2 separate regions of the Homo sapiens genome follow, and region 1 is linked to region 2. A link is a contact called in ENCODE Hi-C or POLR2A ChIA-PET data. All regions are on one chromosome and are shown on one strand. The core of a region is the stretch at or near the end of the contact, and the rest is flanking DNA. Distances in the headings are between cores, read along the strand shown. Region 1 overlaps WDR81 (WD repeat domain 81). Region 2 overlaps SMG6 (SMG6 nonsense mediated mRNA decay factor).

Region 1 (7,138 bases), core at 3,606-6,105, 520 kb after region 2:
TGCGCCTCACTCCCTGCATCAGGCCACTTCCCACCCTCACTGTCCTGCTCCTCACTCCCTGCATCAGGCTCCTTCCCATCCTCACTGTCCAGCTCCTCACTCCCTGCATCAGGCTCCTTCCCACCCTCACTGTCCGGCTCCTCACTCCCTGCATCAGGCTCCTTCCCACCTTCACTGTCCTGCTCCTCACTCCCTGCATCAGGCTCCTTCCCACCCTCACTGTCCTGCGCCTCACTCCCTGCATCAGGCTCCTTCCCACCCTCACTGTCTTGCGCCTCACTCCCTGCATCAGGCCCCTTCCCACCTTCACTGTCCTGCGCCTCACTCCCTGCATCAGGCTCCTTCCCACCCTCACTGTCCGGCTCCTCACTCCCTGCATCAGGCCCCTTCCCACCCTCACTGTCCTGCGCCTCACTCCCTGCATCAGGCCCCTTCCCACCCTCACTGTCCTGCGCCTCACTCCCTGCATCAGGCTCCTTCCCACCCTCAGTGTCCGGCTCCTCACTCCCTGCATCAGGCCCCTTCCCACCCTCACTGTCCTGCGCCTCACTCCCTGCATCAGGCCCCTTCCCACCCTCACTGTCCTGCGCCTCACTCCCTGCATCAGGCTCCTTCCCACCCTCACTGTCCGGCTCCTCACTCCCTGCATCAGGCCCCTTCCCACCCTCACTGTCCTGCGCCTCACTCCCTGCATCAGGCCCCTTCCCACCCTCACTGTCCTGCGCCTCACTCCCTGCATCAGGCCACTTCCCACCCTCACTGTCCTGCGCCTCACTCCCTGCATCAGGCCACTTCCCACCCTCACTGTCCTGCGCCTCACTCCCTGCATCAGGCTCCTTCCCACCCTCACTGTCCTGCGCCTCACTCCCTGCATCAGGCTCCTTCCCACCCTCACTGTCCTGCGCCTCACTCCCTGCATCAGGCCGCCTCCCACCCTGACTGTCCTGCTCCTCACTCCCTGCATCAGGCTCCTTCCCACCCTCACTGTCCTGCGCCTCACTCCCTGCATCAGGCCGCCTCCCACCCTCACTGTCCTGCGCCTCACTCCCTGCATCAGGCTCCTTCCCACCCTCACTGTCCGGCTCCTCACTCCCTGCATCAGGCTCCTTCCCACCCTCACTGTCCGGCTCCTCACTCCCTGCATCAGGCCGCCTCCCACCCTCACTGTCCTGCTCCTCACTCCCTGCATCAGGCTCCTTCCCACCCTCACTGTCCTGCGCCTCACTCCCTGCATCAGGCCCCTTCCCACCCTCACTGTCCTGCGCCTCACTCCCTGCATCAGGCTCCTTCCCACCCTCACTGTCCGGCTCCTCACTCCCTGCATCAGGCTCCTTCCCACCCTCACTGTCCTGCGCCTCACTCCCTGCATCAGGCCACTTCCCACCCTCACTGTCCTGTGCCTCACTCCCTGCATCAGGCTCCTTCCCACCCTCACTGTCCTGCGCCTCACTCCCTGCATCAGGCTCCTTCCCACCCTCACTGTCCTGCGCCTCACTCCCTGCATCAGGCCGCCTCCCACCCTCACTGTCCTGCTCCTCACTCCCTGCATCAGGCTCCTTCCCACCCTCACTGTCCTGCGCCTCACTCCCTGCATCAGGCCGCCTCCCACCCTCACTGTCCTGCGCCTCACTCCCTGCATCAGGCTCCTTCCCACCCTCACTGTCCGGCTCCTCACTCCCTGCATCAGGCCACCTCCCACCCTCACTGTCCTGCTCCTCACTCCCTGCATCAGGCTCCTTCCCACCCTCACTGTCCGGCTCCTCACTCCCTGCATCAGGCTCCTTCCCACCCTCACTGTCCTGCGCCTCACTCCCTGCATCAGGCCCCTTCCCACCCTCACTGTCCTGCGCCTCACTCCCTGCATCAGGCTCCTTCCCACCCTCACTGTCCTGCGCCTCACTCCCTGCATCAGGCCGCCTCCCACCCTCACTGTCCTGCGCCTCACTCCCTGCATCAGGCCACTTCCCACCCTCACTGTCCTGCTCCTCACTCCCTGCATCAGGCTCCTTCCCACCCTCACTGTCCTGCGCCTCACTCCCTGCATCAGGCTCCTTCCCACCCTCACTGTCCTGCGCCTCACTCCCTGCATCAGGCTCCTTCCCACCCTCACTGTCCTGCGCCTCACTCCCTGCATCAGGCCGCTTCCCGCCCTCACACCTGCTCCTCACTCCCTGCATCAGGCCACTTCCCACCCTCACTGTCCTGCTCCTCACTCCCTGCATCAGGCTCCTTCCCACCCTCACTGTCCGGCTCCTCACTCCCTGCATCAGGCTCCTTCCCACCCTCACTGTCCTGCTCCTCACTCCCTGCATCAGGCTCCTTCCCACCCTCACTGTCCTGCGCCTCACTCCCTGCATCAGGCTCCTTCCCACCCTCACTGTCCTGCGCCTCACTCCCTGCATCAGGCCGCCTCCCACCCTCACTGTCCGGCTCCTCACTCCCTGCATCAGGCTCCTTCCCACCCTCACTGTCCTGCGCCTCACTCCCTGCATCAGGCTCCTTCCCACCCTCACTGTCCTGCGCCTCACTCCCTGCATCAGGCTCCTTCCCACCCTCACTGTCCTGCGCCTCACTCCCTGCATCAGGCTCCTTCCCACCCTCACTGTCCTGCGCCTCACTCCCTGCATCAGGCTCCTTCCCACCCTCACTGTCCTGCGCCTCACTCCCTGCATCAGGCTCCTTCCCACCCTCACTGTCCTGCGCCTCACTCCCTGCATCAGGCTCCTTCCCACCCTCACTGTCCTGCGCCTCACTCCCTGCATCAGGCCGCCTCCTACCCTCACTGTCCTGCTCCTCACTCCCTCCATCAGGCCCCTTCCCACCCTCACTGTCCTGGAAACTGCTGGGTCTCGACTTTCCCCACCCTGACACCACCAGCAAGATAAGCCTCAGGCTGGGCGTGGTGGCTCATGCCTGTAATCCCAACACTTTGGGAGGCCGAGGCAGGAGGATCGCTTGAGCCCAGGAGTTGGAGACCAGCTTGGGCAACATAGTCAGACTCCATCTCTATTGAAAAAAAAAAAAAAGACAAGCCTCAGTTCACCCCATGGCTCTTCCAAAGGATTTATTGGTCCTATTTACATCTATTGCAAATTGTGAGAAGGCAGCAGGGGCCAACCCCTGGACCTCATCTCTGTCTAGAATGTGAGGTCGCAGGGATGCTTAAGTCTTCCTCTGGCAGAGACCCGAGGTGCAGAGATGATTCTTCTCACCCCTTCTCTCAGGGTCGTGGAGCCCCAGCAGGGGTTCAGGGCCCAGAGGCTGCCCCCTCAGCTGAAGGCACAAACACTGTGGTAGGGGTGGGCAGACAACGCATGGACTCACTCCTGGCAGGCGCCACTGGCCAAGTGCACCTTTTCCCCCTGCTCCTAGCCTCCTTCTTCCTTCCCGTCCCGGTCCCACACTGGCCAGGGCCTGGATGGGTGGCCACTTAAACCCCAGACCCAAGCCCTTAACTCCTGGACCACGGCCAGCCTTCCTTAGGCTGGAATCCAAGCACCATCAGTGCCCTGGACCAGGCCAGCTTCCCTGTCCTAGAGGGATGGGACAGAGAGTGCCCAGCGGGGGCTGAGGGGCTAGAGACCGGCTGGGCAGGGCCAGTCTCCCTTCCCCTTCCCGAGCTTCCCTGTCCTCATGTGGACCCAGAGGGCAGAGCTGGGGAGAAGTGAAGGTAGCAACGCTTCCTCCTGCTCTTAACTTCCTGCTTGCTAGGAGCCCTGTGTCCCCAAGCCATGAATGAGACCCCTCTGGCAGGCTTGGTGGCTCTGGTGATTCAGGGGCCAGGACTCCCCCACTCCATTTGCAGGCCCTAGTTGGCAGGCCATGTGGGCACCCAGGGCGTGGGACCCAGGGCCTCCCTGGAGGGAGCTGCTGCTCAGGGAACAGGGTGAGTGGACACGCGCCCGCAGATGTCTTCCCACCCTTGCCCGGCCAGCTCCTGCCTCAGTCTATGCCAGGAGGCGGATAACCCCGTTGTCTGAGCCCAGCAGGAGGTGGCGTTTAGTGGGCAGCAAGGCCAGGCTGGTGAGCGTGCCGCGGAAGTTCTCAGAGCTGAGCTTCGTGGTGGCCTGCGAGGGTGGCTCAAGCAGGGAGCAGACGCCAATCTTGTTGGACACGGTGCCAGTGACCACCTCGCTGCCGTACAGGTCAAAGGTGTGGATGGGGTCGGATGCTGACTTGTAGTGATGGGTGGGCTTCTGCTCCAGCTCCTTCCAGACGGTCAAGGAATGGTCAGAGGAGGAGCTGACCAGGACGCTGCCCTCCACCGCCTGTCCCGGGAGAGGAGAGCCTCAGCAGGAGCCTGGGTCCTTCTGCATACCCTTGGGCCCCAAGGCCTTCCCAGTTCCCTCCGCAGTTTCTCTCCAGGGAGACAGGCCGTCCTGGGTGGGTGACAAGCCGCCACCCTCCCACACACACCATATTCACGTTGGTTCATTTTAATACGCTCAGCATCCGTAACCCAGTCGTCACTCTAACTTGAGAACTACGCACAGGCATGGTGCCAGGCGTGCACGTGACGACCTTGACCTTCGTAACAACCCTATGCGGTGGATGCTGCCATTGTCCCCATTTCACAAACAGGAAAAGTGAGGCTCAGAGAAGTGAAGTAACCATACCAAGGTCATGGGGCCAGCAAGCAGCAGAGCTGGGATTAACACCCAGGCTGACCCCAGAGCCCTCCTGACACTTTCTTGGAAAGTTAGAATTTGGGGGCACCTTGAGCTGAGGGTTCCCTGGGGCTCTGGAGGGAGCCAGCGACAGCCTGCTGTCAGCAGGGCAATGCAAGACTCCTGGCCTCCAGCCAAGCTGGGGAGGAAAGTCCCAGCTGCCTGCAGAAATCCTCCCACACGAAGCCCTGTTCCTCCCCTCCTGGGCCTCCCTGAGCAGCTCCCCGAGGCCTGTGACTGAGAATGGAGGGAGGGGGAGGGGAAGGAGACGGGGACAGGATCCCCATGCCCAGGCGTGCTCCTGCCCCCAGCCAGGGCAGCCCGGCAGGGCCATGGACTCTGCTCAGCGGTCTACAGGCAGTAAACAGCCTCCCAGCTCAGCTTTATTTAACCTGAACTAGGTCACGGACAGGGCCTGACCCCTGATCCTCCAAGCAAGACAAATATGGACAAGGGTTACTCATTAGAACATCGCCATGAGCAACAGGGTCAGCCCTGCCCCATAGCTCCCGCCCCACTGCCCCGTGGCTCCCGCCCCCATGGCCTGCCTCCTGCTGAGACCCCTGCAGTGCAACTGGCTCCCAAGGTGGACCGAGAGGGCTACCCTCCCTGCCCAGTTAGTCCTGGACCAGGTATATAAGACAGACCAGTTCGAGCCTGAACCCGGGCAGGCAGACCCTAAGCAGGGGTGATGGCTGGACAGGGGCGGGGGTTGGGCAGCAAGGGGAGGGAGACCCGGCCCGTCACCTTGATCTGCAGAATGTCCCCCTCGTGGGCTGGCCAGCCTCGCAGAACCAGGCCTGTGCGGGTGTCCAGGAGCACCATGAAGCCTGAGGAGAAGCCGGCCACGACACTACGGCCACTGGGGCTGATGGCCAGGGCACGGACAAGCCCAGGGTTCAGCCCACCGCCCAGTCGGAACTCGTGCTGCAGGGAGAGGGCGGCTGAGCTGAGGCACCACCTTCCCATCTCACACTCCCCAAGGCCCTGCCCACCACCCAAGCCCACACAGCAGGAAGGCCTGAGCCTCTGACCCTCATCAGGGGGCATGAAAAGCCCAGAACCCCACCCCCATCACAGGCCAGAGTCCTGCCCCGCAGGATGTGTGGCTGTGGGTGATCTAGCACCAAAGAGAAACTAACTAGGGCCCCAGAACAACATCCTGGCTTTCTGTTTTTGGGGAGTCTCTCCTCCTTGCCAGGTCCCCAGAGAACCAGGCGAGTGCTCAGGGAACTGGACCCCCCTGACCTGCAGACCAGGCTTCCTGCAGTCCACAAAGCGCAGGGTAGAGTCAGAGCTGGCCATGGTGATGCTGGTGTGGGGGGCGGGCATGACAGCCACCGCAGTCAGGGGCACCCGGCTGTCCAGCGGCTCCACTGTGCGAAGGGTCTTCCCTGGGAAGGAAAGTCACAGTGGATCTGGGGTCCCAGCAGCTGACGGAAGAGCCCTGGGAGCTTCTAATCCCCCAACTCACCGCACACCTGCCTCCCGTCCCCCAGGGATCCTTAGAAAATGCTAAAGATGTTTCTCTTTTTTTGAGATGGAGTCTCGCTTTGTCGCCCAGGCTGGAGTGCAGTGGTGCAATCTCGGCTCACTGCAACCTCCACCTCCCAGGTTCAAGCAATTCTCTTGCCTCAGCCTCCCGAATAGCTGGGACTACAGGCGTCCGCCACCACGCCTGGCTAATTTTTTGTATTTTTGGTAGAGACGGGGTTTTACCATGTTAGCCTGGATGGTCTCGATCTCCTGACCTCATGATCCACCCACTTTGGCCTCCCAAAGTGCTGGGATTACAGGCGTGAGCCACCGCGTCCGGCCTTTTTTTGTATTCTTAGTAGAGATGGGGTTTCACCATGTCAGCCAGTCTGGTCTCCAACTCCTGGCCTCCCAGAGTGCTGAGATTACAGGCGTGAGCCACTGCATCGGCCTAAAGATGTTTCTTGACTCTCCCACCTTCCTGCTTCCATGGCCCGGCCAGGCTCCCATCCCCAAAGCAACCTCCTCTCTCTGCACAGTGCTGCTGACCCAATGCCACCTCCCTCTGTCTTCCCCGACACCATCCCTTTCCCCCTTTTAACCATATTTCTCCCTATGGTGACGCCAAAAAATAAGCAACCATTGACCAAATATCTGCTACACATGAAGCCAAAACCCTACATGTGTTATCTTCTTCTTTTTTTTTTTTTTGAGACAGAGTCTCGCTCTGTTGCCCGGGCTGGAGTGCAGTGGTGCGATCTCGGCTCACGGCAACCTCTGCCACCTGAGTTTGAGAGATTCTCCTGCCTCAGCCTCCTGTGTAGTTGGGAGTACAGGCACCCGCCACCACGCCCGGCTAATTTTTGTATTTTTAGTAGAGACGGGGTTTCACCATGTTAGCCAGGATGATCTCGATCTCCTGACCTCGTGATCCACCCGCCTCAGCCTCCCAAAGTGCTGGGATTACAGGCGTGAGCCACTGCGCCCGGCTGTGT
Region 2 (7,126 bases), core at 1,230-3,729:
TATTCTAGGTACTGCACACAGAAAAGTAAGTGATGTTGGTCCTTCCCTCAAAAACACAGTCTAGTAAGAAAAAAGGATATGTAAATAAATACTTGCAATAAAGTGTTATAAATGTAATAATAGAAATATATACACTGGACAGAGGTAAAAGAGATTAACTCAGGGTGAACAGGTAGAGCGACCTAGAAAGGTAATCTTTGTCCTTAATTTTGCAAGTCAAAGAAGTATTTTAGGTAGATGTGGTCAGCTGACTTTTCTGGCAGAAGGAACAACATGGATAAAAACATAGCATGGTTCGAAACTGCAAGGAATGGTTGCTTCTGAGATTCCCAGCCAAGATTCTGTCATTATAATGTCTTGGGCCATGGTACAGATGTCCACATTGGTGCTGTCTGATCACTCAGTTGGAACTGAAGATTCATCACAATGTAGATAGATTTGAGCTTTTGATTTGGCTCAAGCTTAGAAGTGAATCCTTCAAATAGTTCTTTCTCTGCTTTATTTTATGTATTAGCAAAGGTTGACTCACTCTAAAGTCATGCCTTCCATCATTCTGGGAAGCTTTCTGAGCCAAGCCCAGCTTGGCTTAGGAATAAGTTATGCTTTGTGTTGTAATCATTGGCACTAAGTCCTATTCTTGACTTTCACACACACAGTAGGACTGCAGCTCCTGATGCGTATGGGAAAGAGGAATTGTGATAATACTCGCTATGGATTTACATTTTTCTGGGATTTTTTTTCTTGATAAAGATGCTAAAACCTTATTCTTGCTATTGAGATTTTGAGTTTACTTGTGCCACAAATCTCTGAGATGCTAGGTCCTAATTTGTCAAGCAAACTATGTTAACACATTTGACATTCTCTTCTGAGGAATGTCTTTGGCAGGTTTTCCTTTAGACTTCTGGACAGATCTATAAAACTCTATGGCTTTTGAAATACTTGCAAGTGACATATGTCAAAAGGTTGAATAAGGCACTAATAGTGCCCTTCGTGCTCCTAGGAAGCTGTCACTTGTGGTCACTGCAGACCAGGAGTGAGATCTTATGGGTTGCATTCCTAAATTTCTTTTTGTTTGCATGAACAGATTTTTTAATCTCTTTCCTTGTCTTTACATCCGTACACTGGGGATATAGCATACACCATCAACACATCTGCACAGCTTTGTCCACCGAGGGGTAGCAGAAAGTTGTTTATTATAGCACCAGTCATCTGCATGTCTACCACCTCAGAGTTAGAATAATGGTGGGGATTAGGACATATGGGGCAAAGGGTATTTATTGGCTGTGAAACAAAGGCTTTTTGTGGACTAGTAGAAAAAGTTGTGGCAATTTAAAAAATTATTGCAGAGTTAAAAGAAATCTTCCAAAAATATATATACACAGAAAAGTGCACATAACAGAGCCATACAGGTGATAAATTGTGACAATGTAAGCATACTTGTATAACCAGCAGTTTATTTACTTGTATCGCTGTCATTCTTCTCTTCCCTTTTTTTTTTTTTGAGACGGAGTCTCGCTCTGTCACCCAGGCTAGAATGCAGTGGTGCGATCTTGGCTCACTGCAAGCTCCGCCTCCCGGGTTCAAGTGATTCTCCTGCCTCAGCCTCCTGAGTAGCTGGGACTACAGGTGCTCGCCACCACACCTGGCTAATTTTTTTTTTTTTTGTATTTTTAGTAGAGAAAGGGTTTCACTGTGTTAGCCAGGATGGTCTCGATCTCCTGACCTCGTGATCTGCCCTCCTGGGCCTCCCAAAGTGCTGGGATTACAGGCGTGAGCCACCGCGCCCGACTTTTTTTTCTTTTTTCTTAAATATATTTTTGAGATAGAGTCTTGCCCTGTTGCCCAGGCTGGAGTGGAATGGCATGATCTCGTCTCACTGCAACCTCCGCCTCCCGGGTTCAAGTGATTCTTCTGCCTCAGCCTCTCAAGTAGCTGGGATTACAGGCACCCGCCATCACACCCAGCTAATTTTTGTATTTTCAGTAGAGACAGGGTTTTGCCATTTTTGGCCAGGCTGGTCTCAAACTCCTGACCTCAGGTGATCCACCCACCTCGGCCTCCCAAAGTGCTGGGATTACAGGCATGAGCCACTGCGCCCGGCCTCTTCCCTTTTAACTCTAAACTCAAATTTTTTTCTATACGTTTAATGATAGCAGTGACAGAGCATTTTAAATAAATTAGGAAGAAGTTAATGCCCATGTTTTCCTTGCTTTGTGGATCCTTGTTAAGATTGATTTTCATTGTTCAGAGACAGAGGACGAAGAGAGAATTTGGAAGATAAAGAATTGGATCAAAGATAAAAGATTTGAGGTGTTTGCTTTGACTTTTGAACTACAGAGTTTGGGTCTGGGAACCAGCACAGAAAAGATTTGATTGACCAAAAAAACTAGCTGGAAGCAGGCCTTGCCTCCAGTCACAGTGAAACTGAGTCTCTCACCAACAGTGCTGTGGTTTACAGCCTTCATCTTGAAGCATCTGGCTGTGGGGGGGGAAAGTGACATCATGGCCTGCCTTCTCCTGGACATGCTTGGTTCAGCTCAGATGTGGAATCCCAGAAGATCTGCAATGCGTGTTTCTAGCCTTGTTTTTAGTGTCAAGGCGAATGCCAGGCTGTAGCAGGCCATGTTGTTGTCTTTGTGTAATCCATTTGTATTCTAACAGTTTTCTTCTTTTTCTGCTGCTAGCTGCCAGGGAGGTAGAGTTGCCTCTGTTGATAAAGAGCAGATACAGAAGTTCACATCCAAACCTGAATGACCATTTTTAACTTGAAACACTTTTCCTGGGAGTTGATGCGCCAGAATCCTTCCCTTATTTGGTGCCTTGCTTAAATCTGAAGCTCGCACAAGGTAGCCAAAGCTCCCTGTGTGCTGGTTATTTGCTTTATGGCAAATAACCACAGCAGAGTGGTTTGTGAAACCGTCTTTGTGACCACATCTATCTTAAACTGAAGCTTCGTTCTCCTTTGGGTTCTTAGATTAGTTCGTGCTCCTCCCTTTCCTGAGAGATTCAGGGGTTTTCCTGTATGGCGTTAGGTAGGTAGAGAGGTTATATTTTCAAATATTTTTCTGGACTGTGCACAGTCCCTTTATTAGTGTGCGAATGCACACATATTCCTTGAACTTTTTTTTTTTTTTTTTTTTTGGAGACAGGGTCTCGTTTTGTCACCCAGGCTGGAGTGCAGTGGCACGATCTCGGCTCACTGCAGCCTCAACCTCCTGGGCTCAGGTGATCCTCCCACCTCAGCCTCCCAACTGGGACTACAGGCGTGTGCCACCATAGCTGGCTAATTTTGTTTATTTTTTGTAGAGATGAGGTCTCACTGTGTTGCCCAGGCTGGTCAAACTCCTGGGCCCAAGTGATCCTCTTACAGGCATGAGCTACTGTGCCCGTCCTTGAAGGACTCTTTCCTTATTCATCAGGCTCCTGTTGCTTTATCACCATGAATAAACTTGTTCAGTTTTACAATTTTATCTTTTATCTCTTCTTACTGATACTATTTGAGGGTGCATGTTGTTACATGCTTCTGCCAACTTGCATGGTATTGTCTGGACTGGAAGTATTTACTTACCTTAATCTCCAAGACTTCTCTGTTGGTTTGGCCTGGTGGTCTCTCGGTGAAAGAAAGCTGAAACCATTGGTGGGTTTTGTTTGGGGCTTTTGCTTTTGGTCTTTATAGAAACATTCTCCGTGTCTGTCTCGGTTCTGCTGAAAAAGTTGCCTTTTGTTTGTGTGTTTTTGAGATAGAGTCTCGCTTTGTCGCCCAGGCTGGAGTGCAGTGGTGTGATCTCTGCTCACTGCAACTTCCGCTTCCTGGGTTGAAGCAATTCTCCTACCTCAGCCTCCCAACTAGCTGGGATTACAGGTACATGCCACCACACCGTGCTCATTTTTGTATTTTTAGTAGAAATGGGGTTTCACCATGTTGGCCAGGCTGGTCTTGAACTCCTGACCTCGGCCCCCCAACATGCTGGAATTGCAGGTGTGAGCCATCGCGCCAGTTCCTTTTTTTTTTTTTTGAGCTGGCGTCTTGCTCTGTCACTGAGGCTGGGAGTGCAGTGGCGTGATCACAGCTCACTTCACCCTTCACCTCCTGGGCTCAAGCAATCCTCCCAACTCAGCCCATAGAGTAGCTGGGACTACAGGCTGCACCACCACGCCCAGCTAATTATTTTTTCGTAGAAACAAGGTCTCTCTATGTTGCCCAGGCTGGTCTTGAATTCCTAGGTTCAAATGAGGTTGCCTTTTTTTTTTTTTTTTTGAGACAGAGTCTTACTCTGTCGCCTAGCCTGGAGTGCAGTGGTGCAGTCTTGGCTCACTGCAACCTCCATTTCCCAGTTCAAATGATTCTCCTGCCTCAGTCTCCCCAGTAGCTGGGATTACAGGCATGTGCCATAACACCCAGCTAATTTTTTTGTGATTTTAGTAGAGATGGTCCTTCACCGTGTTGGCCAGGTTGGTCTCGAACTCCTGACCTCCGTTGATCTGCCTGCGTCAGCCTCCCAAAGTGCTGGGATTACAGGCGTGAGTCACTGCACCCAGCCAAGGTCGCCTTTTTTAAAAGGCGAGAAATAAAGAGCTCAGGCTCTAGGCAAGTCAATTAACCTCTTTGCTGTTTTCTGTAAGGAAATAATAGTAGTACTTATCCTCACAGAATTGTTGTAATGTTAACAGACGCAAAGTGCTTAGAGTAGTGTGCTACACATAGAAGATGCTATAGAAGTTTTGACCATCTATATATGTATATATATGTGTGTGTGTGTGTGTGTGTGTGTGTGTATATTTTTTTTTTTTTTTTTTTTTTTTTTTGCGACAGAGTCTCGCTTTGTCGCCCAGGCTGGAGTCCAGTGGCATGATCTCAGCTCACTGCACCCTCCGCCTTCTGGGTTCAAGTGATTCTCCTGCCTCAGCCTCCTGAGTAGCTGGGACTACAGGCATGTGCCACCATCAGCTAATTTTTGTATTTTTTTGTAGAGATGGGGTTTCGCCATTTGGTCAGGCTGGTCTCGAGCTCTTGATCTCGTGATCCGCCCAGCCCCCCAAAGTGCTGGGATTACAAGCATGAGCCACCAGGCCCAGCCAGGAAAATTTCAATGTACTGTAAAGTTTGGGAACCACTGGGCTGGAAGATAAATACAAAGGCCCGAGTTGGGAGCATACTCATCACATTTAAGGAGCAGAAGGAGGTAGTGGAGTAAGATTATATAGGTCTTTTGTAGGCCATTGTAAGGACTTTGGCTTTCATTCTGATGTTAAGTGTAGTCTCTTTTTGCCCACTCACTTAGGCTGGAATGTAGCAGATGGAATTGCTACTACTCAGGATCAGAATCCTTAAATCCTGACAGAAATACCTTTTCCTTTAAATACCTTTGGGGGCCAGGCGTGGTGGCTCGTGTCTATAATCCCAGCTACTCAGGAGGCTGAGGCACAGGATTCTTTTGGCCGGGCGCAGTGGCTCACGCCTGTAATCCCAACACTTTGGGAGGTGGGCAGATCACGAGCTCAAGAGATGGAGACCATCCTGGCCAACGTGGTGAAATCCCGTCTCTGCTGAAAATACAAAAATTAGCTGGGTGTGGTGGCACGTGCCTGTAGTCCCAGCTACTCGGGAGGCTGAGGCAGGAGAATTGCTTGAACCTGGGAGGCGGAGGTTGCAGTGAGCCGAGATCACGCCACTGCACTACAGCCTGGGCAACAGAGCGAGACTCTGTCTCAAAAAAAAAAAAAAAAGGAAGAATCCCTTGAACCTGGGAGGTGGAGGTTGCAGTGAGCCAAGATGGCACCACTGTACTCCAGCCTGGGCAACAGAGTGAGACTCCGTCTCAAAATAATAAATAAATAAATACATACATACATACATACATACCTTTGTCTGGGTTTTGCCACATTACTCTCCAAAAAGAAGTGGATTTAAATTCTCACAGATAGTGATGTGTATGCTCTTTCCCTACAACATTCATCTCTTTTTCTCACGAGTTTTCTTGTATATATTGCCTGGATAACCTATTTAATCCGTATCAAATCTGTCTATCTATTTTTTTTAAAAATTAAGTCTCACTGTGTCTCCCAGGCTGGAGTGCAGTGGCACCATCACGGCTCACTGCAATCTCTGCCTCCCAGGCTCCAGCAGTTCTCCCACCTAAGCCTCACAAGTAGCTAGAACTACAGGTGTGCGCCACCATGCGTGGCTGATTTATTTTATTTTATTTTTATTTTTTGTAAAGATGGAGTTTTGCCATGTTGGCCCAGGCTGGTCTCAAACTCCTGAGCTCAAGCGATCCACCCGCCTCAGCCTCTTAAGGTGCTGGGATTACAGGCGTGACCCACCGTGCTTGGCCTTTAGTCTTTTTAAAATACTCATGCTTGGTTCTGCACCACCGCTAGTCTGTAAATTAAGTTACTTGGAACTAGAACCACTGAGACTTAAAGACAGGGCTCATGATTGTCCAAGTGTGGAATGACAATCTTCACATCTTCCCTCCCTCTGTGTTTCCATTGCCAGTGGATGATTGCAACAACAACCTTTTACCTGGTCTCCTCACCTCCACACACTTGACTCCACCCAACCCCTCACCCCTCAAAAAAACCCTAAGTTTTCTTTTTTTTTTTTCTTCTTATTTATTTATTTATTTATTTTATTGATCATTCTTGGGTGTTTCTCGCAGAGGGGGATTTGGCAGGGTCATGGGACAACAGTGGAGGGAAGGTCAGCAGACAAACAAGTGAACAGAGGTCTCTGGTTTTCCTAGGCAGAGGACCCTGCGGCTCTCCGCAGTGTTTGTGTCTCTGGGTATTTGAGATTAGGGAGTGATGATGACTCTTAATGAGCATGCTGCCTTCAAGCATCTGTTTAACAAAGCACATCTTGCACCGCCCTTAATCCATTCAACCCTGAGTGGACACAGCACATGTTTCAGAGAGCACATGGTTGGGGGTAAGGTCACAGATCAACAGCATCCCAAGGCAGAAGAACTTTTCTTAGTACAGAACAAAATGAAAAGTCTCCCATGTCTACTTCCTTCCACACAGACACAGCAACAATCTAATTTCTCTATTCTTTCCCCACCTTTCCCCCCTTTCTATTCCACAAAACCGCCATCGTCATCATGGCCCGTCTCAATGAGCTGTT

What was found. Hi-C counts contacts between places; a loop is a spot of excess contacts on that map. ChIA-PET counts read pairs that join two places held with the same protein, here RNA polymerase II (POLR2A). Pooled maps may share reads with other maps.
Region 1: a loop to region 2 is called in a pooled map, with 3 times the contacts of the local background. The contact joins two enhancer-like sites. A Hi-C loop is called at or near these places in 2 of 37 single-sample maps with no recorded cell type and 3 of 50 pooled maps. POLR2A ChIA-PET finds 5 or more read pairs at or near these places in 2 of 52 experiments (B cell and activated CD4-positive, alpha-beta T cell).

The regions. Positions count from the first base shown.
Region 1 is chr17:1,734,495-1,741,632 of GRCh38, reverse strand. WDR81 (WD repeat domain 81) reads right to left here. Exons shown (of 10, transcript NM_001163809.2): 8 at 5,916-6,061; 9 at 5,415-5,594; 10 at 3,048-4,268. The coding sequence ends at 3,948. Among named protein-coding and RNA genes, the nearest start is that of SERPINF2, 4.8 kb to the left of the region's middle. RefSeq lists a silencer at 4,704-4,998 and enhancers at 5,239-5,754, 5,755-6,272. Within about 2 kb of position 4,855, at least 15 of the 41 ENCODE cell types and tissues checked have a DNase peak (open chromatin) inside an H3K27ac peak, as active enhancers do.
Region 2 is chr17:2,255,689-2,262,814 of GRCh38, reverse strand. All of the region lies in intron 8 of SMG6 (SMG6 nonsense mediated mRNA decay factor), which reads left to right. Among named protein-coding and RNA genes, the nearest start is that of SMG6, 45 kb to the left of the region's middle. RefSeq lists enhancers at 2,970-3,099, 3,380-3,579. Within about 2 kb of position 2,479, at least 8 of the 41 ENCODE cell types and tissues checked have a DNase peak (open chromatin) inside an H3K27ac peak, as active enhancers do.